Regions from separate parts of the Homo sapiens genome. Here region 2 is linked to region 1. A link is a loop called in an ENCODE intact Hi-C map of the cell type or tissue named here. Cell type or tissue: IMR-90. All regions are shown on one strand. Links, peaks and the distances in the headings refer to the core of each region. The heading gives the core; the rest is flanking DNA.

What was found. Hi-C counts contacts between places; a loop is a spot of excess contacts. Peaks named below come from ENCODE experiments on the same cell type or tissue, not always from the same donor. Only the 100,000 strongest peaks of a DNase experiment are listed, where the experiment ranks them.
Region 2: it touches region 1 in a loop (4-fold over the local background); 2 of 110 quality-filtered maps call a loop at or near these places.

The regions. Positions count from the first base shown.
Region 1 is chr12:114,754,393-114,770,201 of GRCh38, forward strand. It overlaps TBX3-AS1 (TBX3 antisense RNA 1), which reads left to right. Exons shown (of 2, transcript NR_187552.1): 2 at 12,892-13,596. Among named protein-coding and RNA genes, the nearest start is that of TBX3, 78 kb to the left of the region's middle. In IMR-90, for the core only: no CTCF peak of the experiment used is centred there; a DNase peak (open chromatin) is centred at 8,429; H3K4me3 peaks cover 189 bases; H3K27ac peaks cover 1,724 bases.
Region 2 is chr12:114,805,428-114,821,236 of GRCh38, forward strand. No RefSeq gene overlaps it. Among named protein-coding and RNA genes, the nearest start is that of TBX3, 130 kb to the left of the region's middle. RefSeq lists enhancers at 10,043-10,543, 12,056-12,578. In IMR-90, for the core only: no CTCF peak of the experiment used is centred there; DNase peaks (open chromatin) are centred at 7,604 and 8,094; H3K4me3 peaks cover 878 bases; H3K27ac peaks cover 1,784 bases.

The DNA.
Region 1 (15,809 bases), core at 7,348-9,847:
TTTTTGCATTTATTTACTTATTTATTTATTAAGGAGACAAGAGCTGACTATGTTGCCCAGGCTGGTCTCGAAATCCTGGGCTCAAGCGATCCACCCACTTTGGCCTTCCAAAGTGCTGGGATTACAGGTGTGAGCCGCGAAGTCCAGCTTGCTTTTTTGTTCTTTTAGATGGGATCTCACTCTGTCACCCAGGCTGGAGTGCAGTGGTGTGATCATACCTCACTGTAACCTTGAGCTCCTGGGCGCAAGTGATCTTCCCACCTTGGCCTCCTGACTACAGGTGTGCACCACTATGGGACTACAGGTGTGCATATCCATGCCTGGCTAATTAATTTTTTTTTTTTTTTGGTAGAGATGGGGTCTTGCTCACTGTTGCCCAGGCTGGTCTTGAACTCTTGAGCCCAAGAGATCCTCCCACCTCAACCTCCCAAAGTGCTGGGATTACAAGTATGAGCCACTGTACCAGGCACATATCACATATACTGTCAATGGTTCTATTTATCAGGTAAATCATATACATATACATATATAATATTATAATATATTCTACACATAGTATATTTATCTATCTATTTATATGTATATTTTGAGATGGAGTCTCTCACTCTTGTCTAGGCTAGAGTGCAGTGGTGTGATCTCAGCTCACTGCAACCTCTGCCTCCCAAGTTCAAGTGATTCTCCTGCATCAGCCTCCTGAGTAGCTGGGACTTAACAGGTGCATGCCACCATGCTCCATTTATTTTTGTATTTTTGGTTGAGACAAGGTTTCGCCATGTTGGCCAGACTGGTCTCGAACTCCTGACCTCAAGTGATCCACCCACCTTGGACTCCCAAAGTGCTGGGATTACAGGCATGGGCCACCACGCCCAGCCTCTAATATATTTAAATAATACAGAAATAACAAGAACAATAAAAACCCAAATTGTACCCACTATTGACCTCCTAGTGAACACCTTTTTTTTTTTTTTTTTTTTTTGAGACGGAGTCTCGCTCTGCTGCCCAGGCTGGAGTGCAGTGGCGCAATCTTGGCTCACTGCAAGCTCCACCTCCCGGGTTCACGCCATTCTCCTGGATCAGCCTCCCGAGTAGCTGGGACTACAGGCACCTGTCATCACGCCCGGCCAATTTTTTGTATTTTTAGTAGAGATGAGGTTTCACCATGTTAGTCAGGGTGGTCTCGATCTCCTGACCTCGTGCTCTGCCAGCCTCGGCCTCCCAAAGTGTAGGGATTACAGGCATGAGCCACCGCACCCAGCCCCAGTGAACACCTTTCTAGATCTCTCTTTTCAGATTGTTTGCTAACCTGCTTTTACAAAGCTTAGCAATATAGAATGTGCTTCTCCATGCCAATAAATCTGTCTCTACACCAGGAGCTCAGTTGTGTTCCACTGTCAGGAGGCATCATGGGCCAGGCTCAGTGGCTCATGCCTATAGGCCCAGCAATTAATTTGGGAGGCCAAAGTGGGTAAATTGCTTGAGCCCAGGAATTCAAGACCAGCCTGGACAACATGGTCAAGCTTCGTCTCTATAAAGAATTTAAAAGTTAGCTGGGTGTGGTGGTGTGCTCCTGTAGTTCCAGCTACTTGGGAGGCCGAGGCAGGAAGATCCCTTGAGCCCAGGAGGTCAAGGCTGCAGTGAGCCACGATCGTGCCACTGCACTGCAGCCTAGGCACAAAGTGAGACCCTGCCTCAAAAAAAATAAAATTAAATTGAATTGAAATTTTATGACACACCAGGCTTTAGCTAATACCCGCCCCCTGCAGTTGTATAGGTAGCTTATTTCCAGTTGTTCACAAACACCTCTCAGCTTAGTTGCCAACACTTTTATCAGATGACATTTGCTTCCTACCCACAGCCTATCCAACAAAGGTGCTCCACCCCACCCACAACTCTGTTTAGCAAGATGGAAATTCAAATACGCTCAGAAGGTTTTTGTTTTTGTTATTGTTTTTTTTGAGACAGAGTCTCGCTCTGTCACCCAGGCTGGAGTGCAGTGGCACAATCTCTGCTCACTGCAACCTCCACCTCCCGAGTTCAAGCAATTCTCATGCCTCAGCCTCCCAAGTAGCTGGGATTATAGGCACGGGCCACCACGCCCGGCTAATTTTTATATTTTTAGTAGAGACAGGGTTTCACTATGTTGGCCAGGCTGGTCTCAAACTCCTGACCCCAAGTGATCCTCCTGCTTCAGACTCCCAAAATGCTGGGATTACAGGCGTGGGCCACCACACCCGGCTTTTGGTAGCAGAAAATCCAGTTGACAGTCATTTAAATGACGAGGGGCCTATCTTTCTCACATGATGAGTAGTCCAGAGGTGGGCTGCTGCCCTGTGAGGTCACCAGCATCCCAGTTTTCTCTATTACACTTCCACCGTCTTCAGTATTTTCTCTTGTTATTCTCATGCTTGCCTCTTGTTCAATGATGTCTGACTAAGCTCCAGGCATCACATCTCTGCCATTAAGACAAAGGAGTGGCACCAGAAAGAAGGCTTTCCTCTTCAGCATTTCTCCTTTATAAGAAATCAAAACTTGGCCACGTGTGGTGGCTCATGTCTGTAATCCCAGAGCTTTGGGAGGCTGAGGAGGGCAGATCACTTGAGGTCAGAAGTTCAAGACCAGTCTGGCCAACATGGCAAAACCCCGTCTGTATTTAAAAAACAAAAAATACAAAAAATTAGCTGGGTATGATGGCGAGTGCCTGTAATCCCAGCTACTCAGGAGGTTGAGATGGGAGGGTCACTTGAACACGGGAGGTGGAGGTTGCAGTGAGCCGAGATCATACCACTGCACTCCAGCCTGGGCGATGGAGCAAGACTTTATTTTATTAGCTCAAACTCTGCAACATGGTCAACTGTAACTGCCAAGAGGCCAGGAAGGTGAATCTTTCATTTTTTAGACTCATGGTAGGCGGCAGGAAGGGAGAGGGATGCTGGGACTGGGTGTTGCATCAGCTAAGCAGTGGTTTAGGCATAGCATCCAAAACATTCTCATTACAGCTAGGCCTGTTCTGGGCATTGCCTTCACCTATGACTCTAACTTCCCAGATCTCACCGGTCTCTTATGTCTCCAATCCCTGCTCCTAACTTTTTTTTTTTTTTTTTTTTTTTTGAGTCAGAATCTCACTGTGTCACCCAGGCTGGAGTGCAATGGTGTGATCTCAGCTCACTGCAACCTCCGCCTCCTAGGTTCAAGCGATTCTCATGCCTCAGCCACCTGAGTAGCTGTGATTACAGGTGTGTGACACCACACCTGGATAATTTTTGTACTTTTAGTAGGGACAGGGTTTCACCATGTTGGCCAGGCTGGTCTCAAACTCCTGACCTCAGGAGATCCACCTGCCTCAGCATCCCAAAGTTCTGGAATTACAGGCATGAGCCATTGCCCCCGGCCCCTAACTTTTCTTATTGTGTGGTCTGGCCTCTTGGTTTAGGAGATACATTTGGACTCCTTCATGCTAGACTTGGCTTCTTGTTCAACTCTTGCCTCTGTCTGGCAGATGCTTCCTACTTTGTAAAGTGCTAGAAAATTGGAAGGACTTGTTTATTTGCAAATGGAGTCAGTGCTGAGCTCCACAGTGCAGGGACTAGGAATTCCTTCTGTGAATTCCCAGTCTCCAGCAGAGAGGCCTTCACAATTTATGTCCATTTAACCCAAATAAAGGGAGGGCAGTGGGGCATCTTTGTAAACCCTTGTTATTGCACAGGTCATAATAGATGCAGGGCTGGCAAATGACGGACTGAGTCAGATTCTTCCAGGGGGCATTTCTTCGGTGGCCAGTGGTTAAATCTTGATTCCAGAAATGTTTACCAAGAAGAAACATTCTGTAGCATTAGAACTTGCACCCTTGAGAACGCTGCTTTGTAACTAGAATCATGGGATGCTTTTGAGTTGAACCATGCTCCAGTTTTTTTGTTTTGTTTTGTTTGTTTGTTCGTTTGTTTTAAGGCAGAGTTTCGCTCTTGTTGCACAGGCTGGAGTGCAATGGTGCGATCTCAACTCACTGCAACCTCCACCGCCCAGATTCAAACAATTCTTCTGCCTCAGCCTCCCAAGTAGCTGGGATTACAGACATGTGCCACCACACCCGGCTAATTTTGTGGATTTTTTTTTTAGTATAGATAGGGTTTCACCACGTTGGTGAGGCTGGTCTTGAACTCCTAATCTCAAGTGATCCTCCCGCCTCAGCCTCCCAAAGTGCTGGAATTATAGGCGTGAGCCACCGTGCCTGGCCCATGCTCCAGTTTTGTCTTAGGGGAGTTTTCTCTGCCTTATAGCCGCAAAGTCCGTGCTCTAGGGTGAGGTCTAAAGCTATGTGGAGAGAGTCTGTGGTCGGGTGTGCTGTGAACCTGAAGCTTAGAGCCAGATCTAGATTCATGATGATTGTTTCATGATTTACCAAAATGAGTCCATGGTCTAGACAGGATGGAAACAGAGAAACCTATTCTCCCAGTGTTTGTCAAATAAAACTGGAAAAAAAGTAACATTGATCATACAGAAAAAAATATAAAAAGGTGATGAAGAAAAAGAATGAAGTTTTTGGCTAGGCGTGGTGGCTCACAGCTGTAATCCTAGCACTTCGAGAGGCCAAGGCAGGAGGATCGCTTCAGCCCAGGAGCCTGAGACCAGCCTGGGCAACACAGGGAGAGACCATCTCTACAAAAAAGAAAAAATAAAAAAATTTAACTGGTGGTCCCTAAGCTACTTGGGAGGCGTAGGTGGGAGGAACGCTTGAACCCAGGAGGTTGGGGCTGCAGTGAGTCATGTTTGCACCACTGCACTCCAGCCTGGGCAACAAAGTGAGATCCTATATCTTACAAAAACAAACAAACAAACAAATAAACAAGCAAAGTGGCTGCCAGGAGCTGGGGGTGGGGAAAATGGAGAGGTGTTGTTCAGTGGATATAAAGTTTCAGTCATGCAAGATGAGTAAGATCCAGAGCTCTTCTGTACAACATTGTGCTATAGTTAATACAGTATTGTGAACTTCAAAATATGATAGGAGGGTAGATCTCATGTTAAATGTTCTTATCACAGGAAAAGCAAACAAAAAACAATAACAAAAACAAAAGCACACAGGACACTTAGGAAGGTGTTGGATATGTCTATTACTTTGAATGTGATGGTGGTAGCACGGGTGTCCACACACATTTGAACTCATCAAACTTACACACGTTAAATATATCCAGTTTTGGATATATACAGGCGCAGTAGCTCACGCCTGTAATCCTAGCACTTTAGGAGGCCGAGACAGGAGGATCATTTAAGCACAGGAATTCAAGACTAGCCTGGGCAAAATAGTGAGAACTTATCTCTATTTTAAAAAATAATAATAATAAAATAAATAAATATATCCCATTCTTTGTATATCTATTTCTCAATAAAGCTGTTAAAAAATACTCCTAGCTGGGCGTGGTGACTCACGCCTGTAATTCTAGCACTTTGGGAGGGCGAGGCGGGTGGATCACTTGAGGTCAGGAGTTTGAGGGCAGCCTGGCCAAGATGGTAAGATCCTGTCTCTACAAAAAAATACAAAAATTAGCTGGGCATTGTGGCGCTCGCCTGTAGTCCCAGCTACTTGGAAGGCTGAGGCAGGAGAATCACTTGAACCCGCAAGGTGGAGGTTGCAGCGAGCCGAGATCGCAGCACTGTACTCCAGAGTGGGTAATAGAGTGAGACTCTGTCTCAACAAAAAAGAAAAAAAAAAAAACAAAACCTATTTTATAGGGTTATTTTTATGATTCATTGGGTGAGTATTTATAAAGTGTACAGAAGACTACCTGAAAATAAATGCTTGAATGAGCTGTTGTAGTCTTTCTCTTGCTACGTGAAAGCCAGAAACAGGTATATTATCTCTGTAACCTCAGTGCCTGATATGCTCTGTCATTTGGAGGATGTTTGCTGAATGACTGTATGACCTTCAGTTGCTGGAGATGATGGTAGAAGGCTGACCTACCTCCCACATGCAGACAGTAGACACCTAAGCCTACAGCTAAGTCTGCCAGAAGTCCCACTTCCCAGCCTGTTTCCAGACTCATATGTCCTCGGGGGAGAGGGGTAAAAACAAAGAAAGCTCCAGATCCGGTTTGGCTAATGTGTGGAAAATTCCACAGATGCACTGTCTGGTCCCAATCGCCCTTCTCACTGCCACCAACTGCAGCATGGCAGACACACCAGAGAAAAGAGAAGGTGAAAACATTTCTGAATGCAGAAGCAAATTCAGCTGGTGCGTGGGGAGCACAATGTTCCAAACACAATTAAAACCCAATCAGCGTCCGGAAAAGTGCATTCATGTCCGTCAATCAAATGACAGAGCACATGTGGCGTAGGCATCTCTCTGGGGGCTGCTTCTTCAAGAGTCGTCATTGATGGCAGAGATGGCCCCCACCCAGGCAGAATCCAGCATAAGCCTTAGTCTCAGAGGCTGGGATTCCAGGTAGAGGAAGAAGCCTAGGACCTATCTCCAATTTTTTTTTTTTTTTTTTTTTTTTTTTTTTTTTTTGAGATGGAGTTTCGTTCTTGTTGCCCAGGCTGGAGTGCAACGGCGCGATCTCAGCTCACCGCAACCTCCACCTCCTGGATTTAAGCGATTCTTCTGCCTTATCCTCCTGAGTAGCTGGGATTACAGGTGCCCGCCACCATGCTCGGCTATTTTTTGTGTGTTTTTAGTAGAGACGGGGTTTTCTCCATGTTGGTCAGGCTGGTCTCGAACTCCTGACCTCAGGTGATCTCCCCGCTTCAGACTCCCAAAGTGCTGGGATTACGGCTGTGAGCCACCACGTCTGGCCTTGTTTTTTTTGTTTTTGTTTTGTTTTGTTTTTTTTTTGAGATGGAGTTTCACTCTTGTTGCCCAGGCTGGAGTGCAATGGCATGATCTTGGCTCAATGCACTCTCTGCCTCCTGAGTTCAAGCAATTTTTCTATCTCAGCCTCCTGAATAGCTGGGACTACAGGCGTGTGCCACTCTGCCCAATTTTTTTTGTATTTTTAGTAGAGATGGGGTTTCACCATTTTGGCCAGTCTGGTCTCAAACTCCTGATCTCAAGTGATCCGCCAGCCTCTGCCTCCCAAAGTGTTAGAATTACAGGCGTGAGCCACCGTGCCCGACTTTGTTTTCTTTTTAACTCTTGATGTATGTCGATGCTGAAGAGGAGAGATCAGCTGACTCTTCTTAGGAGCCCATTTCTTTTTTTTTGAGATGGAGTTTGGCTCTGTCACCCAGGCTGGAGTGCAGTGGCACCATCTTGGCTCACTGCAACCTCCACCTCCTGGGTTCAAGCGATTCTCCTGCCTCAGCCTCCTGAGTAGCTGGGATTACAGGCATCCGCCCCCATGCCTGGCTAATTTTTGTATTTTAGTAGAGACAGGGTTTCACCACGTTAGCCAGGCTGTTCTCGAACTCCTGGGCTCAGGTGATCCACCTGCCTCGGCCTCCCAAAGTGCTCCCAAAGGCGTGAGCCACTGTAGCTGGTCCCCATTTATTTTCAAGAAGGAATGAGAGTGGCTCATTGATTGAATCAACACATATTTCATGTGGGGCTGGGATTACGGATGGTGGCTCACATTTGTAATCCCAGCACTTTGGGAGGCTGAGGAGGATGAATTCCTTGGCCCCAGGAGTTCAAGACCAGCCTGGGCAACATAGTGAGACCCCAATTCTACAAAAACTTTAAAAAATTAGCCAGGCGTGGCGTCACAGGCCTGTGGTCCTAGCCACTAGGGAGGCTGAGGTGGGAGGATTGCTTGAGCCTGGGAGGTCAAGACTGCAGTGAGCCATGATCGTGCCACTCCACTCCAGCCTGGGTAACAGAGCAAGACTCTGTCAAAAAAAAAAAAAAAAAAATTCATTTGGAGGATGCTTCTATAAGCCCACTGCAGTGCTAGGTCAGTAGTTCTCAACTAGGGGTGATGTCCCCAGGTGACATTGTGCAATATCTAGAGACAATTTTGGTTGACACAACTTGGGGTGCATCTAGTTTGTAGAGGTCAAAGATACTGTTAAATATATTGCAATGCACAGGCCGGCTCCTATAACAAAGAATTACCCAGTTGGAAATATCAAGAGTGCTGAGGTGGAGAAACCCTGAGTTTAGGCCCAAGTGTTATACGACAAGGCCCAAGCGTTATACGACAAGACAGAACAAGACAGACGTGGTCATTGCGCTGGCTGGGTTTCCTTGAACTTGGCCGGCTTAACTATTTCTTTAAATAGCTGGATGTGGAGAGAGGCCCCTTTAAGGACAGTGTTGGTGTTTCTTTTCTCCTCTAGCGTGTGTCTCTGGGGCCTGCTGTGTGGCCGGGTGTTGGCTGGTGAGTATGTATGTGCGTGCGTGTGTGTGTGCGTGCGTGTGTGTGTGTGCGCGTGCGTGTGTGCGTGCGTGTGTATGTGTGTGTTCAGAGCTGTGGGGGGTGTCTGTTTGGACTTGTGCGGTTGTCTGTTTATGTCTGTGTACATCGGTGTGGCTCTGTAAGAACTTTTCTGTCATTTCCTTCCCCTGCTTGCCAGAGAGGCAGATGTGGCTTGCAACGTCCTTCTAAGGTCAAATTCATCACCAGACGAGATTAAGAAACCATTAGGGAAAGACCCTCCTTTGCTCCCTTCCATCTTCCCATCCAATCCCAATACCCTTCCACCCTCCCTGCCCCCACCTCGGGGATAAAACTAGAGGTCAGTAAACTTGCCTCTGAGCTGAAGCTTTGAACTTGAAGTTCAGGCTAACTCCACTGTGCCTGCCTAGGCATCCAGGAAGTATTAAAAATGGTGTTTCAGAGGAATCAAAGCACAGCCAGGACAATGATGGATCCAAACTGGAATTTTTTATCTCTGCATTATTAAAATTTGGGGCTGGGTAATTTGTGTGTGGCGGGGGGCGGCGGGGAGGGAGGCTGTCCTGGGCCTTGTAAGATGTTGTGCAGCATTTTTGGTCTGCATCCACTAGATGCACCCCCAGTTGTGACAACCAAAAATGTCTCCAGACGTTGTCTAACATCCCCTGACGCACACAATGAATCCCAGTTGAAAAGTCATCGATCTACAAATACATAGAGCAATGTGGTGAATCTCACGTGCTTAATTTTTTTTTTTCAGTATTGATGAGATACTTTTGGTAATAACGAGATACTACTGAATCAGCCCATTTTTTACTTTTTTTTTTTTTTTTTTTTTTTTGAGGCAGTCTAGCTCTGTCACCCAGGCTGGAGTACAGTGGGGCAATCTCGACTCACAGCAACCTCTGCCTCCCGGGTTCAAGCAATTCTTCTACCTCAGCCTCCCAAGTAGCTGGGATTACAGGTGCCTGCCACCATACCCGGCTAATTTTTTTATATTTTTAGTCGAGATGGGGTTTCACCATGTTGGCTGGGCTGGTCTTGAACTCCTGACCTCAGGTGATCCACCCACCTCAGCCTCCCAAAGTGCTGGGATTACAGGTGTGAGCCACCATGCCGGGCCTCACACACTTAATTTTGAAGGAAAGAAGCCAGCTACTCAAGTGTGATGTTGTGTGGTTCTGTTGATGAAAAGCACAAAAATATGCAGAGCTAATCGATTCTGTTAGATGTCAGGAGAGTGGTTGCTTTATCCTAGTGCATATTGACTGGAAGGAGACACTGTGGGGACTTCTGGGGATGTCTGTTTCTTTTTAATCTGAATGCTAGGTATGCATATGTTATGTGTGTAGTTTTCTGTGTATGTTGCACCTGAATTAGAAGCAGATGTGTGCTGAAGCTAGCGCAGTGGCTCACACCTGTAATTCTAGCACTTTTGGAGGCCAAGGCGGGCGGATCTCTTGAGGTTAGGAGTTTGAGACCAGCCTGACCAACATGGCAAATCCCCCTCTCTACTAAAAATACAAAAAAACTAGCCAGGTGTGGTGGTGCATGTCTGTGTTCCCAACTACTTGGGAGGCTGAGGCAGGAGAATTGTTTGAACTCGGTAGGCAGGCGTTGCAGTGAGTCGAGATCTCACCACTGCACTCCAGCCTGGGTGACAGAGCGAGACTCTGTCTCTACAAAAAAAAAAAAAAAAAAAAAAAAAAAAAAAGGAATATATGTGCTGAGAGGAGCACATATATTAAAGAAATACATTTGGAAAATCAGCACAGACTGTCTTAAAAAAAAAAAATCCTAACAGTACAGGTTTATCTTCCCAAACTCTGTAGTGGACAGTTTATGAGAAGTTTTATTCAAATGATTCTTACAGAATCCCCCCAGCTGTTTCTAAAGCTGCAGGGACAATAAGACCATGAAGCAATGATCTGATTGAAGAGAACACGTTGTCAGCCGCCATACAAACACACACTCACTCACACACACACACACCCTCAAACAGAGATGTCACGGGGCCTGTGTAGAATCGAATTTCCTGCCTTTGTGTTCCCCAAGCAGCCCTTCAGAGGAGAGAAAACTGCAAACTGACACATGAAATGGACCAATATGCCAGGTTGAGACTTCTACAAACAAATGGCCCTTTTCATCTTCTGGAGGGGAAAAAATAATCTACGTGGGCGACAATCAGAGCTTGCCTCTTTTCAGCCATTTAAAAGGAAAATGGGGCTGGGTGTGGTGGCTCATGCCTGTAATCCTAGCACTTTGGGAGGCTGAGGTGGGAGAACTCCAGCTCAGAAATTCGAGACCAGCTTGGGCAACATAGTGAGATGAGACCCTGTCTCTCTATTAAAAAAAAATAAAAATAAAAATAAAGGGAAAGTGAGTCAGCCCAGTAGCTCACATGTGTAATCCCAGCACTGAGAGGCCGAGGCAGAAAGATGGCTTGAGCCTAGTAGTTTGAGACCAGCCTGGGCAACATAGTGAGACCTCCGTCTCTACTTAAAAAAAAAAAATTAGCCAAGTATGGTGGAGTGCATCTGTAGTCCTAGCTACTCAGGAAGCTGAGGTGGGAGAATCACTTGAGCCCAGGAGTTCAAGGCTGCAGTGAGCTATGATCGTGCCACTGCACTCCAGCCTGGGCAACAAGCAAGATCCTGCCTTTAAAAATTAATTAATTAATTAATTAATGGAAAGCGTGGCTTCGCGGCTCTGTCCTGAATCCTATTCACGCATGCTGGTCCCATCTCAGTCCAGAGGACCCCAGAATATTACACTTGTAGCATCTTGGGTCATAATGGACACCAATGCAGCCACATGGATACCAAAAGCACAGACTATAGGCATTCCATATTTTCTTTAGTGTCCTCTTTCAGGGAAACCTGAGGAAGGTTCTGGAAGCAGGAGGATCCCAAAATGTGCCTGAGAGACCCCTGTCTTCATCCCAGAGGCCTCCTTAGACATCAGCATTTGGGGAAAAAACTGTGGACATTTGCTGCAGCCTCCCCAGCTGGTCAGCATTATTAAAGTGGGGCACATCTGTTCTTGGCTGTTAGCACGGAGAAGAGGAGGGGGTCGAGTGAGAGGAGAAATCCCCAAACGCTTGGACTGATCCCACCTAGTACTAAGAGCAAATTGCCTCTAAGTTGGCATCACGGAGAAGTGCTTCATGAAGGGGCAGAGATTCCTCATCAAAATACCCCTTCTTACCCACTTCCCTCCTGCCGCCCTTCCCCCTCCTCTCTCTGTCTAAAACTCCCCAGGTTCTAGCCAGTCTTGAGATTTATGACCTGTTTTATTTTGTGAACCCCCTAAGATCGTATTTGGGTGATGAGGAGCTGAGAGGTCTGCAGATAGCCTGTTGGTTGGAAAAGGGAGTATAAAGTATAATGAATGCAGTATATTTCCCAGTTGCTCTTTCATGCACATACATAAAGTTATAAATGCCCCCGAGCGTGTGGCAAGCACATAGCGGCCTTTGAAACACACACAGCAATATGCTCAGAGACAGCACCCCCCCCCCCCAGACCCATGCACAGCGAGGCATCACACGCTTGCAAACACATGCAAAAGACCCACAGGCGTACAGGAGCATATTCATGCACAAGCAGACCCATACCAACATACAAAACTAGAAACAGATGCAAACCAACATCCAACATCAGACCCAGATGGGGCTATGCACCCCAATATGCACCCCCCTACTGCTGCGGCCCCTCCAAAAAGTTGAAATGCACAGTGCTGGAAGGATCCTTTTAGCTCCCTCTTCAATTTCCCTTGCAATATGAATGTCTTCCAAATTGCAGCCCTGGGACCTACAAACTGCACTCCATTCTGCTTTCTTTTCTTTTTCTTTTTCTTTTTTTTTTTTGAGACAGACTCTCGCTCTGTTGCCCAGGCTGGAGTGCAGTGGCATGATCTCAGCTCACCGCAAGCTCCGCCTCCTGGGTTCAGCCATTCTCCTGCCTCAGCCTCCCTAGTAGCAGGGACTACAGGCGCCCGCCACCATCCCCAGCTAATTTTTTGTATTTTTAGTAGAGGCGGGGTTTCACCCTGTTAGCCAAGATGGTCTCGATCTCCTGACCTCGTGATCCGCCCGCCTCCCAAAGTGCTGGGATTACAGGCGTGAGCCACTGCGCCCGGCATTTTTTTTTTTTTTTTTTTTTGAGACAGAGTCTCCCTCTGTCACCAGGCTGGAGTGCAGTGGTGTGATCTTGGCTCGCTGCAACCTCCGACTCCCTGGTTCAATTGATTCTCCTGCCTCAGCCTCCCGAGTAGCTGGGGTTACAGGCACGCACCACCACGCCCAGCTAATTTGTGTATTTTTAGTAGAGACGAGGTTTCACCATGTTGGCCAGGATGGTCTAGATTTCCTGACATCATGATCCCCCCGTCTCAGCCTCCCAAAGTTCTGGGATTACAGGCGTGAGCCACCGCGCCTGGCCTCTACTTTCTTAATAAGACCTCCAGGCGCATGACAAAGCAGAAACCTTCAGAAACAAAATCTACCGAGTTCGAAGAACGGGCCTGGCCCAAGGCACTTTGGACGCTGTCCGTTCTGTCTTCACAGCGGCTTGCAGTAAACTTCTTGGAGGAGAATTGGCATTGCAAGGGTGTTACTGGAGACCTCGGCAAGAAAGTGAATGCAAAGACAGATGACCCAGGAACCCGTGATGGATAAGGCTCTTGACAGCCAGGACGTGGAATTACAGGGGGTCTCTTTGAGAGACAAAATAAAAAAAATAGCCCAGTAATCTTCCTTCCACCCTTTTCTCCCAGATCTAATTACAGATGTCTTGACATTCCTTCTGCATAGAATTTCCTTAAAAGATTTGCCAAGAAGAAACATTTGGAAACTGTGTTTTAGGTATAATCCGTCTGGGAGTCACTCTTGCTCGCTTTGTCGTTAGATGACAAAACGCTTAATTACAGCGAGCACAATGTATACCACATTTGGAAAACTGGATTCTTGACCTAAATAATGTACCCCATACTGACAATGGCCTTTTGGCAAAACTTGTGTCTCTGATCTCACATTAATTACTACACAAATATACTTATTGTGGGCACCGAGTTTATGGGATGGAGTCCTCTTGACACATGTTCACCATAAAAACACATTTTTTTCCCTTCCCCTGACCCTAAGGAAAAGAAAAAAAAAAAGATTAACATTTTTCAAGATGCTGTTTTAGTGACATGAAAACTGTCTGTTGAGTGTTCACTCGGCTTTTGTTCTTTTTCTTTTCTCCTTTTATTAAAAAGCCTTTCAAACCAAGCATTCCTGGTTTGTGATTCTTTACTTTTGCTTTTATGCTGAGGGAGAGACAGATTAGATTAGATTAAAGACCAAGGGACACCTCGTGAAATACATTCCATCTAGAGGCAATTTGGTTGAGAGGGCCAATTGTGTGTGTGTGTGCCTGTGTGCGTGCAGGCGTGCGTGTTTCTCCTTGTGGCATACTGGTGGTCTTTTTACAGATACAGAGTTCTGGTTTTTGGAAATGCGTTTATTCCTTTAGCCTTTTTCCCTTCAGAAGCCTGCAGCCTTTGATTGTGGCCTGACTTTTAGGGGTCTGCGGCATTTTGGGGGGTAGTAAATCTTATTAACTCTTCCCTTTAGTGTCTCGCCATTCTCAAAAACTTTTACAAAAAGCAGCAACACCGCCCTCACCAAAGACAGATGAAAGGAGCGGTTTCAAAGCCCCTCTCCCCCCTGCCCCAGCAGGCCCCCAGATTGGTCTGATGATGTCACAGGGGTAACCACGGCAACAGGCCGTGACATCATGACAAAAGGAGGACTGACCTTGGCCTGGAATTCAAAGCAAAAGCAGCTCATAAACTTCTAAAGCAAGCAGGAGATAAATATCCTTAGTCATAAAAGAACAAACGAAGTTTGGGGTGGGGGGACGGGGGAAAAAAAAGCAGAACTTTTTTTTTTTTTTGAAATACAGTAAAATGTGTTGCCAAGTTTTTCAGGAAGTGCTAGTGGCCATTTTGATGATGTGAACTAGATTTTAAAACAGAAAGAGGAAAAATGAATGTGGTGGACAAGGGCTGCTGACAATATTAGATAGAATCAGGTGAAACTTTTCCCTAAACTATAATTTGTAAAATGGGGGAGAGGGGATGAGCCAGACCAAAGCAAAACAACAGACAAATTCATTTCTGAGTGAGAGAAGGAATTACATGGCAGGAGAAAGGGAGTAATCCAGGAACTGTATTTATCAAAAAGAGAATGTGCTCAAGGCAACATAGTACTCCGGATGGGATCCTGGGCCAGAAAAATGGATGAAATCTGAAGAAGATCTAGAGTTTAGTTCAGAGTAATGAACCAATGTTGGTTTCTTAGTTTAAAGGATTTTTTTTTTTTGAGACAGGGTCTCACTCTGTTGCCCAGGCTGGAGTGCAGTGGCATGATTTCGGCTCATTGTAGCCTCCGCCTCCTGGGTTCAAGCGATTCTCTTGCCTCAGCCTCCTGAGTAGCTGGGATCACAGGCATGGGCCACCACACCCAGCTAATTTTTGTATTTTTAGTAGAGACAGGGTTTTACCATATTGGCCAGGCTGGTCTTGAACTCCTGACCTCAGGTACCCTCCCGCCTTGGCCTCCCAAAGTGCTGGGATTATAGGAGTGAGACACCATACCTAGCCAATTTTAATTTTAAAATTGTATTTATTGATTTATTCATTTATTTTTAGATTCAGGGTCTCTCCACCTCCCGGGCTCAAGTGACCTTCCCATCCCAGCCTCTTGAGTAGCTGGAACTACAGGGTCACCCACCACTTTTGACTAATTTTTTATTTTTTGTAGGATGGGGTCTTGCTATGTTGCCAAGGCTGGTCTCAACCTCCTAACCTCAGATGATCCTCTCACCTCAGCCTCTCAAAGTTTGGGGATTACAGGCATGAGCCTCCATGCCTGGCTTGCCTCCAGGAAACTTAAGGAAGTCCCCTGCGTCATTCTAGAAGGTGTTCTTGTCCTTAGAGTCTTCTATGAGTCTACTGGCCCAGTTTCACAAGAAAGCTTCTTTCTCTAGATGTCCTGAGGGTAGGCTGACCACACAGCGTAAGAAGCTTGTCTCCAGATGCCAGGAGGGGCGGTGAAATTACACCAAACTGGGAGTGGAGAGGGCCTGTCTCTGCTTTCACATGAACTTGCACGTGATATTGGGAAAGACAGAGCTTCATTTTTTCTGGTCCACAAAACAGGGTCATTGGGCAATAGATAACAATGGTAAACAGATTTCATGTCAGGTGCAAGCTGAGGCCCTGTCTATAATTTAAAAACAACAACAATTTGCCTGGCTAATTTAAAAAATTTTTAATTTTGTAGTGACGGGGTCTCACTCTGTTGCCCAGGCTGGTCTCAAACTCCTGGGCTCAAGTGATCATCCTGCCTCAGCCTCCCAAGTAGCTAGTTGGGATTATAAGCATGTACCACCCTGCCTGGCTCCTTACTTGTAAGTTTGAGTCAACTGATGGAGACTG
Region 2 (15,809 bases), core at 6,388-8,887, 50 kb after region 1:
GCTTGCCAGTGGGTTTATTCTCTTCTGCTCTTCCACCGTGTGAGCAGTAGTGTTCCTCCCACTGGAAGTTTGGGACACAGGAGTGCTCTTCAAATACTCCATTTGCCCCCGACATCCCTTACAGTTGATTGAGGCCACATAACAAGTTCTAGCGTAGGATGAGACATTCAAGATGACTTCTTTGAAGTGGGGCTGGGCTGTCATCAGACATCAAAACCTGCTGGCACCACGATCTTGGACTTCTCAGCCACCAGAACTATGAGAAATAAATTTCTGTTCTTTATAAATTGCCCTGTCTATGATATTCTGTTATAGCAGCACAAAACAGACTAAGACACTTTTATTCTCCTCATATCCTAGTTAAGGAAGCTGAGCTACAGAGAAGTTTAGCAACTTGTCCAAAGCCACACAGCTAGTAAGAGATGAAGCCAGGAAAATGATACCCAAGGTTTTTTTCTTTTCTTTCTTTCTTTCCTTCTTTTCTTTTCTTTTTTTGAGTCAGTGTCTCACTCTGTTGCTTAGGCTGGAGTACAGTGGTGCGATCATAGCCCACTGCAGCCTTGACCTCCCAGGCTCAAGAGATCCTCTCACCTCAGCTTCCTAAATAGCTGGAAGTTCAGGCATGTGCCACTATGTCCAGCTAATTTTGTAGAGGTAGGGTCTCACTGTGTTGCCCAGGCTGGTCTCCAACTCCTGGACTCAAGTGATTCTCCTGCCTAGGCCTTCCAAAGTGCTGAGATTATAGGCATGAGCCACCACACCCATCATAGGATGGTTTTAAGCAGAGAAGCAAAACAGTCAGATTTTATTTCTTGTTTTTCATTCTCTTTTCTCCCACAACATTTTCAAACACCAACTCTAGGATGAGGGGATGGTGGGATAAGGTTGATAGAAAGTTGGGAGCAGAAAAAAAGAAATCATGGCTACGTGCAGTGGTTCACGCCTGTAATCCCAGCACTTTGGGAGGCTGAGGTGAGCAGATTGCTTGAGCTCAGGAGTTCAAGACCAGCCTGGGCAATATGGCAAAACCCCATCTTTACCAAAAATACAAAAAATCAGCTAGGCATGGTGACATGCACCTGTGGTCCCAGCTACTTGGGAGGCTGAGGGACGAGAATTGCTTGAACCTGGGAGGCAAAAGTTGCAGTGAGCCGAGATCGTGCCACTGCACTCCAGCCTGGGTGACAGAGCAAGACTCAGTCTCAAAAAAAAAAAAAAAAAAAAAAAAAAAAAAAAAAAATCATGTGACCACAGTTGGAAGGGTTTCATTTCTCCTCTTGTACTTAGAAATGGACACATAGACAGGATGTGGCCCTGACCCACGTATGGATAAATGTGGCAAGAACCTGCTTTCTTGCTAAATCACTCGGCTGTTTGACAAGGCTGGGAAAGAACTTGGGGCCAGGACAGAAAAGCCTGGTCCAGGCAGGCTTACTCAGGATGGGGGTGACATTACCAACACCCCATTTTCCTCTGCCTGTGTATAATTTCCCCATTAGGAGCCCCTGGGGTGTTGGGACACTCTTCAGCTGTGTGAATTCTAGCGTGTGAAGTTCAGGATTTCTTCTATTTTCCCTGGGGCTGGTGGTTGCAAAAAAGCAGGGCTGAGCAAGTAGTAGGTTCATCTAGCCCATGTTTGAGAAGATGAAGCCATCAGACAGGGCCTCTGCCCTTGGGGTCCCAGTGACAAAAGAAATCTGGACAATCCACCATGACATCAATCATTGTTTATTCAAGGCCAGGAATGGTGGCTCACGCTTGTAGTTCCAGCACTTTGGGAGGCCGAGGCAGGCGGATCACTTGAGTTCAGGAGTTTGAGACCAGCCTGGCCAACACAGTGAAACCCCGTCTCTACTAAAAATACAAAAATTAGCTGAGCATGATGGTGCGTGCCTGTAATCCCAGCCACTCGGCAGGCTGAGGCAGGAGAATCGCTTGAACCTGGGAGGCAGAGGTTGCAGTGAGCTGAGATCATGCCACTGCACTCCAGCCTGGGCAACAGAGTGAGACTTGGTCTCAAATAAATAAACAAACAAATAAATAAACAAATAAATCATCGTTTATTCAAAAGCCTTTATTGAACACCTACTGTGTGCCTGCATTGTTCAAGGGAGTCAGCAGTGCCTAAGAGATATTCTCTTCTTTTGTGGGAGAATGACAGGTAACAGGCAAATAACTTCAGGATATATCAGATGGTGGCAAATGCTCTGGGGAAAAATATCAGGGAAGGACAGCAGAACGTGATGGAAGATGCTGGTTTAGATCTGACACAGAAATCCTCTGGTGGGCAGAATGATGGTCCCAAACAGATGTTCATGTCCTAATCCCTGGAACCTGTGAGGATGTTGCCTGACACGGCAAAAGGGACTTTTCAGAGGTGATTGCATGAAGGCTCTAGAGTTGAAAGGATTATTCTGGATTATCCAGATGGCCCCTAGATCATCACAGGGGTCCTGATTAGAGGGAAGTGGGTGGTTCCGAGTCAGAGTCAGAGACGATGTGATGATGGAAGGAGTGGACGTGGGGCCATGAGCCAAGGAATGTGGCCGCCTGGAGAAGCTAGAAAAGGCAAGGAAATACATTGTCTCCTAGAGCCTGTGGAGGAAACACAGCCTGGCCAGCCCATTTTAAACTGTCCACCTCCAGAACTGGAAGATCATAAATGTGTGTGGTTTTAGGCCACTAAATTTGTATCATTTGTTACAGCAGCCATTGAAAAGGAATACAGACCCAGATGAGGTAAAGACTGGAGACTTGCTGGGGAAGGGCATTTCAGGTGGTAGGAACAGCAAATGCAAAGGCCCTGAGGTGCAAAGCAAGATGGTGCAGGAAGTGCTACAATAGAGGTCACATAGAGGGTACTCTGGGGACACACAGGAGGGCCTGCATGAGAGTGGGTAATTGTGGAAGAGCTCCTGGAGGAACGAATGCTTGCTCTGAGCCTTCAAAAGCACTGGCTATTCAACCCAATTGACCAGGATTCAAGCCCTGGCTCTGCCACTTATAAGTGATGTGGCCTTGGGCAAGCTACCTTTCTTCTCCAAGTCTCTGCTTTCTGATTTTTTTTTTTTTTTTTTTGAGATGGAGTCTCGCTCTGTTGCCCAGGCTGGAGTGCAGTGGTGCAATCTCGGCTCACTGCAACCTCTGCCTCCCGGGTTCAAGCGATTCTCCTGCCTCAGACTCCCGAGCAGCTGGGATTACAGGCATACACCACCATGCCTGGGTAATTTTTGTATTTTTAGTGGAGACAGTGTTTTGCCACATTGGTCAGGCTGGTCTCAAACTCCTGGCCTCAGGTGATCCACCCACCTCGGCCTCCCGAAGTGCTGGGATTTCAAGCGTGAGCCCCCTCGCCTGGCCTGATCTTTCATAAAGGGCTACGTGGTGGCATTATGGTAAACTAATTTTGGTTAAATTATTAGCCCAGTCTGTGGCATGTTTTAGGTGCTTACTGCATATTAGGTATGATAAAGAGGAGGACTGTGAGTTTAACATTGGAATTGAACAACTAGAGAAGAGTAGGGAATGCATTTTGGGTTTAGCACAGAACAGGTAGGAAAAGGCAAGAAGTATGACCAGGCACAGCCCAGTCTGAGGCATCCCATATTCTACGATTAAATAAATTAGGATTCCTTGTAGTCCTCCCTTCTCTGCCTATTTTTTCCCCCGTCAGGCTGGAATGCAGTGGTGTGATCATAGCTTAACTGCAACCTCGAACTCCTGGGCTTAAGGAATCCTCCCACCTTTGCCTCCTAAAGCTCTGGGATTACAGGTGTGAGCCACCCCACCTGACCCCTTCTCTTGCCTCTTTATCCAGTGGTGCTTACAGAGTCTGAGGCTGCCTTCACGCACCTTCCCTAGGGTAGAGGCTTGCAGCCCGTGGTGCTATGAGTAACCCTCTGTTGACTGCCCATTCTGCTCAGGGAACGGGCAAGAGTGTCAGAATGATTTACTGAGATCCAGCTCCTCTGATGAGGGGAGGGTCTCAGAGGCAGGAAGGAGGGTCAGTTGCACAGGCTCTGCAATCATACGGTGGCCTCCTGCCTCCTGCCAAGCTCTGCCAAGCTCTGCCAGGCCCCAGGCAAGTTGTAACGGTGGCTTCATTCACCTGGAGAGCAGTTTGGGTCTGGGCAAAAGCCTGTCAACTGTATGCAAACATATTTGCCTGAATTTATCTTTCAGCCCTTTCACAGTGTTTGGGTTTCTCTAGGCAAATGCTGTGCTTTGATACTCCTTTTCTTTGCGGTGTGTGTCAATAAGCGTTTTGAAATGTACCCATGTGGTGGTCAGGTCCAGTTTGCTGTAGTCTTGGAACTGTCTGACAAGGATGAGGAACAAAAGTGAATCTGCAAATGGGCATCTGAGAGGCTGGCAGCATTTGGAGGGGTAGGTTACAGGGGGTCACAGGCTGGCTACTCAAAGTGTGGTCCTCAGCTTAGCAGCATTGACCACCCAGGAGCTTGTTAGAAATGTGGAGTCTTGGATCCCACCAAAGACCTCCTGAATATCACTGCTCTTGCTCCAGGGACCCCACTCTAAGAACCACTGGATTGGACGAGAGGTGAGAAATGGGTTGCATCTTGAAAGCCAACTCTAATCAGTGTGTTAGCTACTGGGACCGCTGTGTTAAGTAGGGTTCTGAGGTTGTGTGATGCTTAGAGAAAAGAAGTACTGCACTCTTTTAGTCTTGTGTGCCACTGGTATAAGACGGAGACTTAGACAAGGCGTTGCTATCCCTGGATTTTCTGAGTGCTGTCTTAGGATTCCTTTATGAAACTGGAGAGAAGGAGCGAGGAATTAGGTGGAGCTCCATTTCCTAAGGACGGGGGGGGGGGGGAGTTAAGAAATTAGCCTTGCCAAGGACTTCATGACTAAAACACCAAAAGCAATGGTAACGAAAGCCAAAATTGACAAATGGGATCTAATTAAACTAAAGAGCTTCTGCATAGCAAAAGAAACTACCATCAGAGTGAACAGGCAACCTACAGAATGGGAGAAAATTTTTACAATCTACCCATCTGACAAAGGGCTAATATCCAGAATCTACAAAGAACTTAAACAAATTTACAAAAAAAAAAAATCAAACAACCCCATCAAAAAGTGGGTGAAGGATATGAACAGACACTTCTCAAAAGAAGATATTTGTGCAGCCAACAGACACATGAAAAAATGCTCATCATCACTGGCCATCAGAGAAATGCAAATCAAAACCACAATGAGATACCATCTCACACCAGTTAGAATGGCGATCATTAGGCCAGGCGCAGTGGCTCACACCTGTAATCCCAGCACTTTGGGAGGCAGAGGCGGGCGGATCACCTGAGGTCAGGAGTTCGAGACCAGCCTGACTAACATGATGAAACCCTGTCTCCACTAAAAATACAAAAAAAAAATTACCTGGTTATAATGGTGGGCGCCTGTAATCCAAGCTACTTGGGAGGCTGAGGCAGGACAATCGCTTGAACCCCAGAGGCAGAGGTTGAGGTTGCAGTGAGCTGAGATCACGCCATTGCACTCCAACCTGGGCAACAGAGCGACACACTGTCTCAAAAAAAAAAAAAAAAAAGAATGGCGATCATTAAAAAGTCAGGAAACAACAGGAGCTGGAGAGGATGTGGAGGAAATAGGAACACTTTTACACTGTTAGTGGGACTGTAAACTAGTTCAACCATTGTGGAAGACAGTATGGCGATTCCTCAAGGATCTAGAACTAGAAATATCATTTGACCCAGCCATCCCATTACTGGGTATATACCCAAAGGATTATGAATCATGCTGCTATAAAGACACATGCACACCTATGTTTATTGCGGCACTATTCACAATAGCAAAGACTTGGAACCAACCCAAGTGTCCATCAATGATAGACTGGATTAAGAAAATGTGGCACATATACACCATGGAATATTATGCAGCCATAAAAAATGATGAGTTCATGTCCTTTGTAGGGACATGGATGAAGCTGAAAACCATCATTCTGAGCAAACTATCACAAGGACAGAAAACCAAACACCACACGTTCTCACTCATAGGTGGGAATTGAACAATGAAAACACTTGGACACAGGGTGGAAAACATCACACACCGGGGCCTGTTGTGGGGTGGGGGAAGAGGGGAGGGATAGCATTAGGAGATATACCTGATGTAAATGACGAGTTAATGGGTGCAGCACACCAACATGGCACATGTATACATATGTAACAAACCTGCATGTTGTGCACAAGTACACTAGAACTTAAAGTATATATATAAAAAAAAAGAAATTAGCCTTGTCGGTCGGGCGCAGTGGCTCAAGCCTGTAATCCCAGCACTTTGAGAGGCCGAGGTAGGCAGATCACGAGGCCAGGAGATTGAGACCATCCTGGCTAACATGGTGAAACCCTGTCTCTACTAAAAATAAAAAAAAATTAGCTGGGTGTGGTCGCGGGCACCTGTAGTCCCAGCTACTCAGGAGGCTGAGGTAGGGGAATGGCGTGAACCTGGGAGGCGGAGCTTGCAGTGAGCTGAGATCACGCCACTGCACTCCAGCCTGGGAGACAGATCGAGACTCTGTCTCAAAAAAAAGAAAGAAAAAAAGAAATTAGTCTTGCCTGGGTGTAGCAGGAGGCTGAAAAAATTTAAAAAAATTAGCCAGATTGGTGGTATGCATCTGTAGTCCCAGCTACTTGGGAGGCTGAGATGGGAGGATCTCTTGAGTCTAGGCGTTTGAGGTTATAGTGAGCTGTGATCATGTCACTGCACTCTAGCCTGCTCAACAGAGTGAGAGCCTGTCTCAAAAAAGAAAAGGAAGGAAGGGACCGGGTGCAGTGGCTCACGCCTGTAATCCCAACATTTTGGGAGGCAGAGGTGGGAAGATCACGAGGTCAAGGGCTCAAGATCAGCCTGGCCAACATGGTGAAACCTCGTCTCTACTAAGAATACAAAAATTAGCTGAGCATAGTGGTGGGCACCTGTAATCCCAGCTACTTGGGAGGCTGAGGCAGGAGAATTGTTTGAACTCGGGAGGTGGGGGTTGAAGTGAGTTGAGATCACACCACTGCATTCCAGCCTGGGCTACAGAGCAAGACTCTGTGTCAGAAAAAGAAAAAAAAAGAAAAGAAAAGAAAAGGGAGGGAAGGAAGGAGGGAAAGAGGGAAAGAAAGAGAAAGAAAGAGAAAGAAAGAAAGAAAGAAAAAAGGAAGAGAACAAAAGAAAGAGAAAATTGGTTTCAATGCGTGTGCTGACTTGTGGCTATAACCTCAGATACTTGGGAGGCTGAGGTGGGAGGATGGCCTGAAGGCAAAAGTTGGAGGCTGCAGTGAGCTGGGACCACACCACTGCACTCCAATCTGGGCGACAGGGTAAAAGCGTATCTCAAAAAAAAAGAAGAAAAAAAAAAAAAAAAAGCAAGTTAGTCTCTGTGTGCCAGGACAGGACAGCTCAACCATTAAAAGTGTGGTGTTCCTGAGTATCTGAGACAGGCTACACAGAAGATCAACATTGGAAATCTCCAAGAGATCAACTTGAGTGCAACTCCCTCATTTCACAAAAAGAGGCTCAAAGAAGGATGGAATCTGCTCAAACACACACAGCTCGTTTGTTTGGATTCGCCTGGGCTCATGCTCTCAGAGCTCGTAAGAAAATTACTCAGGCCTTCAAACGCACCCGTCGAGGAAGGGAAGAAACTAGATCAGGCAGAAACTAGAAAGGATGTTTTTCGGACCCCCAAAGGCAGGCTGAGCCTATGACTCAGGAGGCATTTCGGGAACAGAGAGCTGGAAAAAAGAAGGGAGGGTCCCTGAAGGCCGGGGTGATGGAAGATAAGAAATTCGGATTTCAATCTCCCTACTTCCTCTGCTTCCTCAGACCCAGGCTGTATATAAACTGTATGCAAATGTGTTTACTTTACATTTTATTTCAATCGGAGTCACTCAGCTGTCGGGAGCTATGTCAACATGTCAGTCTGGTTGAGCAAACAAGCATTTTGAGTGGAAATATTTCAGATAAACAGACACAATGTTATGACATATCAAAACTCCCCAAACATGGAAAGAGGGTGGGGATGGTGGAGGAGAAGGGGGTGAAAAGCCGCAGAAAGGAGATCTATTTACCCTGGCACATGCGCTGTGTGGTCAGCTGAAAACAAAACAGGTTTTTTATTACTCGTGTGGTGTAGGGGGGAAGTTTCCCTTCTCTGTGGCGTTAATGCATCTTGTCAGCTGAAGAGAAGGCCTGCTTGGCGGGTTACCATGAACATTTCTCTTTGGTGTTCCTGCTGATTCTGCAGGAGGGAATCAGGCAAGAAAAGAAAAGAAAAACCCACCCGGATTAACTTAATTAGCGATGGGGAGGCCAGTTGCTTGGCGAAGTCCAACAACTTGTTTGAGGGTTGCCCTTGTTTTCGCTCCTTACTCGGGCTCTTTACAAACTGCCTTAAGGGGAGACACAAAGCAATGCCCTTGTTTGCGATCAGGGGTGGGGACGGGGGGTGTGCATGGCGGGGGGTGGGGTCGGGGCTGGGGGGGACCATGCGGACATTAGGCTACTCTCCTGCATGATGTATGTTTGTAAATTTCATCTTGGGAGTAGGTAATAAGGTTGCTTGGGTTCAATAACCAGAGGTATAAAAATGTATTTGGAGGAAAGTCTGTCTTCCTTCCTTCCTTCCTTTTTTTCTTTCCTTTCTTTCTCTCTTTCTTTCTTTCTTTTTCTTTCTTTCTTTCTTTTTTTCTTCCTTCCTTCCTTCCTTCCTTCCTTCCTTCCTTCCTTCCTTCCTTTTCTTTCTTTCTTCCTTTCCCTCCCTCCCTCCCTTCTTTCTTTTTTCTTTCTTTCCTTCCTTCCTTCCTTCTTTTTCTTTCTTTCTTTTTTTTTTCAGGTCATGCTCAGTTGCCCCCAGGCTGGAGTGCAGTGATGCAATTACAGCTCCCTGCAGCCTCGAACTCCCAGGCTCAAGCCATCCTCCCACCTCATCCTCCTGAGTAGCTGGGACTGTAGCTTACCACCACCCCCAGCTCATTTTAAAATTTTTGGAAGAGATGAGGTCTCGCTATGTTGCCCACAGGCTGGTCTCGAGCTCCTGGCCTCAAGTGATCCTCCTGCCTCGGCCTCCCAAAGCTTTAGGATTATAGGCATGAGCCACTGAGCCTGGTCTAAAGGAATGTTTTCTTCTCTTTCTTCATCTACTCATGTTTTCATCCCTCATCCCCAAACGTACATATACCCAGATTATATTTTGTTGGGTGACATTTCTTTTTAGTCCCCAAGCCATAGTCTGATGGGCTATGTCTAAAAGAAAATTCACCTTTTCTTTAAAATAATACACTGCTTATCCACACCTACAAGGTGCCGCCTTCTGTGGACATCCATTTTGATCATTCTCAAAGTTTGGAATTATTCACCTCCTGTTGGAGGCAGGAGCCTGAGGCCCAGAGGTGCAGGGGCACACCCATAGCCATACAGCTGGCCAGAGACAGAGCCAGAACTCAAACTCAGATCTGTCCAGCTCCAACGTCTACATTCTTCCAGCTCCACCAAATTCTTGGTTGAGCTTGCCGGGGAGAAACTGTGTAGCAAGGTAACTTTTGGAGGATTTGAGAGCCTCCAGCCAGCCCAGCTAGGCCAAACTTGTCCACTCCTGAAATGAAGTTGCCCAGAAAAAGAACTGCCTGCCTGTCCAAATGCTGGACTCAGCAGCTGCCTAGGGGATGCGCTCAAAAGATGTTGGCAAGTCCCCCACCGTCCAAAAATGTCTCCCCCTGCCACCTGTCACATGGCCTCAAATTCCACCCTCAGAAAGGTATGCCCCTGGGCTTCAATTTAAATACTTTTTTTGGGCACGGTTTCAGTGTAGACACTTTCCCTTGGAGAGGTTATACCTACGTCTTTCCCTCAAAGTCCCTTCTCAGCAGGGCGGCTAGCCCAGGGCTTGGGCTTGGAGGATGAGGTCACCATGTAGATATCTGGGGAGGTAAGGGGGGAACCAGGGGAAGGGAGCTAAAAAGGGGGCTGGGCAGACCAGGGATGGAGCCCAAGGGTCCTGACCAACAGTTGTATGGAGCATGGGGCTGCTGGGAGACAAAGCTTCATATGTTTCCCCGAGTGAGGGTCCCCGCAAGGCCCCACCTGTCTCCTTGCCAATCCCGGCTGGTGTGTTTTAGGTTGGAACCCTAAATAGCCATGCTAGGGGGCAGGGGAAGCCCAAGGCTTGTCATGGGCTCGTAGAATGTCACAGCTGCCACCCAGCAAGTCCTGTACTTCAGTCAGCCACGTTCCTTCTTAGCTCTGTTTTTCCATGATTACACCACCTGTAGGATTACTCTCTTCATATTTTCCTCTAAACCAACTCACTTAAAAAATTAAATAAACATCTATTTTAAGGCCTGCACACATGAGTCTTTCCCACCAATAAGGGATACAGACATAGTCAAGCTCTCTAGCTTTTGTGTGGCAAATGCAAGAATTATTTTTTAGAGGAAAGCAAGCATTCACGACATTTTCATTTTTTATGATTATTATTTTTTTGAGACAGAGTCTTGCTCTGTTGCCCAGGTTGGAGTGCTGTGGCGCTATCTCAGCTCACTGCATCCTCCACCTCCTGGGTTCAAGTGATCCTTGTGCCTCAGCCTTTCAAGTAGCTGGGATTACAGGTGTGCACCACCATGCCTGGCTAATTTTTGGATTTTTTTAGTAGACACTGGTTTTCCCCATGTTGCCCAGGCTGGTTTTGAACTTCTGGCCTAAGTGATCCACCCACCTTGGCCTCCCAAAGTGTTGGGATTATAGGTGTGAGCCACCACTCCCAGCCCATGAAAAATTTTTTTAAAAAGAAAACATTTAGATACACACACTTCAGTCTCTATTGCTGAAAGTTTGATTTGCTAATTGTATTTTTCTTCTCCTTCTCCTTCTTCTTCTTCTTTTCTTGGGACAGACTCTCACTCTTGTCATCCAGGCTGGAGTGCAGTAGCATGATCTCGGCTCACTGCAACCTCCACCTCCTGGGTTCAAGTGATTCTCTTGCTTCAGCCTTCCAAGTAGCTGGGATTACAGGTGCTCACCACCAAGCCCGGCTAATTTTTTTTGTATTTTTAGTTGAGATGGGATTTCACCATGTTGGCCAGTCTGGTCTTGAACTCCTGACCTCAGGTGATCTGCCTGCCTTGGCCTCCCAAAGTGCTGGGATTATAGGCGTGAGCCACTGTGCCCCGCCAATTGTATTTACTTTCTAGTACATGGTAAAATGAACTATTAGAGTAAAAATTAGTGGCCATCCAGATGCTCTCATAAATCATATGAAAGGTATTATGTCTTGCTCAAGTCACCAATTTTATGTAGAAGGAAACAGGTTCAAGAGAGAAAACTTGGGCAGGGGACACAGCTGGCTGGGAGCAGGATGAGGCCCAAGAGGCATCATGGAGACAGAAAGACCCGTGGATGGGGAGTCAGGAGACCCTGACAATAGCTCCAAATCTAAAAGCAGAAGCCACTTCTGTTTCCTATCTGGGTCTTGATTTCCCCAACTATGAAACAGGAAAATGATGTTACTATGGGGGCTCTAAAACTAGGAGGAATTAGAGATGGATTTGAAATCCTGGAAATTTTTTTTCTTTTATTGAGTCGAGATTCACTTAACATAAAATTAACCATTTTACTTTTTCTTTTCCCTTTTTTTTTTTTTTTGAGATAGATTCTCACTCTTTTGCCCAGGTGGGCATGTAGTGGTGTGATCTTGGCTGACTGCAGCCTCCGCTTCCCAGGTTCAAGCGATTCTCCTGCGTCAGCCTCCAGAGTAACTGGGATTACAGGTGTGCACCACTACACTCGGCTAATTTTTGTATTTTTAGTAGAGACGGAGTTTTGTCATGTTGGTCAGGTTGGTCTTGAACTGCTGACCTCAAGTGATCCGCCCGCCTTGGCCTCCCAAAGCGTTGGGATTACAGGCATGAGCCACCACACCCGGCCAGATTCTTTGATTCTTGACTTCCAGCTCAGCAGCTCCACACTAAGAAGGCCTTGTCCTCCTTCCTTTGTTGTTTAGTTTGCTTTAAGCAGCCTCCTCTAAGCCGGGAAGTGAACTGGGCAAGGAGGATCCAACTATCAGGGCTTCTAAACTCCGTGGCGGTGGACAGAGGTGGGAGACCTGGGCTCATGGGAGGCTCTCTAGAGAAGGCGACATTAACTAGCTTTTGAAGGTTGTCTGAGTGGGCCAAGAGGTGGGAAAGGTGATTCTGAATGAGGAGATGGCGCTTCCCAGTCGTGTTGGCTTGGCAGGGACAGAGCTGGCTGGAGCTGCCTTTCCTCCCCCACGCTGCTCTGAGATCCTGGAAGCACAAGTGCTTGGAAATGCTGTGTCTCCCTGACCCACCCACTCATCAGTGGAGCAGATGCGGGCCATTACTCTGATTGCTGCTGAAAGCGGTGGCTGGGGCCCAGGGCACGTCTGAGGATCACTGAGGGCCCTGGGAAAGTGGGGGCCCTACAGAGGGTCAGCCCCCACACACCCCAGAGGCAGGTGTTCTGCAAGCTTCCCATAGAGGCCTGCCAAGATTGTCCTCCTGCTATGCGGCACGCACGCAGGCGTGCCATTTCAGCTCTGGGCCTCTCTCCTGGAGCAGCTGGCAGGGGCATCTGTGGGTGGTGAACAGGACGGGGGGCCGGAGACCCTGGCTGACCTGTAGCCCTTGGGCCTGGAACTTCTCCCGCTTGTGTGCCTGGGTTGCAGATTTTCCGGGCACCTTCTTGGTAGAAGGCAGGCGGGATCTGGTTTCACGGCGAATTCAAAAGGGGCAAAGCAACGCGGCGCCTCCTGAATTCCTGGCCCTGCGAACGTCATGTCGTTAACGTGTTATTTATGGCACCCTCCTGACTCTGCTGTCATGTTAGGCCTCTGGGTGGGGCATTGTGCCCTCGCCAATCAATCAGCCAACCAACCCAATAGGCCCACTAACCAGCGTTAACCAGCTAGCATTTGTTCACTTATATGCCGCCAATTATTGTTTTAGAAGCTGCAAAGAATGGGTTCTTCCATATCTTTTTGCATAACCTGCATGTATGTTGCTTTATTTGTGCAATTAATGTGGTATATTGGTTTGTTACTGTGGATCCTCTCTTTAAAAAAAATTGTGATTAAAAAAACACATGACATAAAATTTTTCATCTTAACCATTTCTAAATGTACAATTCAGTAGCGTTGTTTATTCACATTTTTTTTTTGCAACAAATCTCTAGAATTTTTTAATCTTTCAAGACGGAAACTCTGTGCCAATTATTATTACTATTTTCTTTTTTTTTAATTTTAGAGACAGAGTCTCACTATGTCGCCCAGGCTAGAGTGCAGTGGCATGATCACTGTTCACTACAGCATTCGCCTCCTGGGGGCCCAGGAGATCCTCCCACCTCAGCCTCCCCAATAGCTGGGACTAGAGGTGCACACCACCACACCTGGCTATTTTTTTTTTTTTTTTTTTTTTTTTTTTTTAGAGATGAGTTCTTGCCATGTTGCCCAGACTGGTCTTAAATCGATCCTCCTGCTTTGGCCTCCCAAAGTGCTGGGATTGCGGGAGTGAGCCACTGCACTCAGGAACTCTGTACGCATTAGATACCAACTCCCTGGTCTTTCCTCCCCCAAACTCCTGGTAACCACTGTTCTAGTCTCTGTTTCTATGAATTTACCTACTTTAGCTGCCATGTAGAGTAGAATCACACAGTGTTTGGTTTTTGGTTTGTTTTGTTTGTTTTTTATTTTGTTACCTTAGTTTAACAACCCTGCAGAAAAAGTATTTGTTGGCCAGGTGTGGTGGCTCACGCCTGTAATCCCAGCACTTTGGGAGGCTGAGGCAGGCAGATCACCTGAGGTCGGGAGTTTGAGACCAGCCTGGCCAACATGGTGAAAACTCGTCTCTACTAAAAATACAAAAATTAGCTGGGTGTGGTGGCGCACGTCTGTAACCCCAGCTACTCAAGAAGCTGAGTCACGAGAATCCCTTGAACCCAGGAGGCAGAGGTTGCAGTCAGTTGAGATCGTGGCACTGCACTCCAGCCTGGGAGACAGAGTGAGACTCAGTCTCAAAAAAAAAAAAAAAAAGAAAGAAAGAAAGCAACAGGAGATACCACTTCCCACCCATTAGGAGAGCTGCTGTTAAAAAAGTAAATGAGGCCGGGTGCAGTGGCTCACGTCTGTAATCCCAGCACTTTCGGAGGCCGAGGCGGTCAGATCACTTGAAGCCAGGAGTTTGAGTCCAGTCTGGCCAACATGGTGAAACCTTGTCTCTACTAAAAATACGAAAATTAGCCAGGCTTGGTGGTGCATACTTGTAATCCCAGCTACTCGGGAGGCTGAGGCACGAGTATCCCTTGAACCCAGTAAGTGGAGGTTGCAGTGAGCTGAGATGGCACCACTGCACTTTCACCTGGGTGACAGAGTGAGACTCTGTCTCAAAAAAAAAAAAAAAAAGAAAGAAAAAGTGTTTGTTTTTTTGTAACTGGCTTCTTTCTCTTAACATAATGTCCTCAAGGTCCATCCTTGTTGTGGCATGTGACAGGATTTTCTTATTCTTTAACGCCAAGTAATATTCCATTACATGGATCTATCATAATCTCTTTATCCATTATCCATCAATGGACACGTGGGTTGCTTCCACTGCTTGGCTGTTGGGAATGATGTTGCTAAGAAGGTGGGTGTACAAATAGTGCATTCTTTTTTCTAAAACAATTAAAAATTTAGCTATACAATTAAGACCTGACTTAAAAACTCTCCTTAAAAAATATTAAACCTACGTAAAGAAGACTAAAATCTCTGTAGCCACCTCCTTCAGTCTCTCCATCCCTAATGATAAATTGATTGACTGCTATCAGCTTATTAAAGTGGACTCTATCCATCCATACACACACATCCATGAACATATTTGTGTGTGTATAAGAATATATCTAGTATCTTTTTAGGAAAAAAACAAGTATGCAGTCAGTTCTGCTACAATAATTAAAATCAAAGCACTATGCAAAATCACACATTAAAAGTCATAGGGTGGCCGGGCCAGGTGGCTCACGCCTGTAATCTCAGCACTTTGGGAGGCAGAGGCGTGATTGGATCACAGGAATTCAAGACCAGCCTGGCCAACATGGTGAAACCCTGTCTCTACTAAAAATACAAAAAAATTAGCCAAGCATGGTGGCGCATGCCTGTAATCCCAGCTACTTGTGAGGCTGAGGCAGGAGAATTGCTTGAACCTGGGAGGTGGAGGTTGCAGTGAGCTGAGATCGTGCCACTGCACTGCAGCCTGGGCAACAGAGCGAGACTCCGTCTCAAAAAAAAAGTTATAGGGAAGGGAACAGCACTCAAAAACTTTGTCAGTGACACGTAAAAAAATAGGAACCTAATAAAAATAATAGCACAATTTTACACATGTTAAATGGTTAAAAATATACGTAAATGCTGCAATAAAAATGGTACATTGGAAAAGTCCTAAAGTTTGTTTGTGCAAGTAGGCGTCAGAAGGGTTTCAGCTTGTGAGTTCCTGGAAAGCGGTGGAGGGAAGTTGTCTGAAATCTTAAAGTTGTGACACCAGGTGTGGATGGGTGTGGCTCGTAGCACGCAGAGATTGCTGAGGCAGCTGGTGGGTGTTTGCAGTGTGTTTATTTTGTGTATTCCTATGTGGCTTGGTTCAGCTGGGTGTAGTTTTCTGCATTCATCCAGTGTTTCTTTTGAATAAAATCATGCATAGCAAACACAAAATTTGGTTATGCTCAAATTGTTCCTGAATATATCAATCACATTGGAGGAAATTTATATTTTCTTTTCTTTCTCTTTTTTTTTTTTTTTTTTTTTTTGAGAT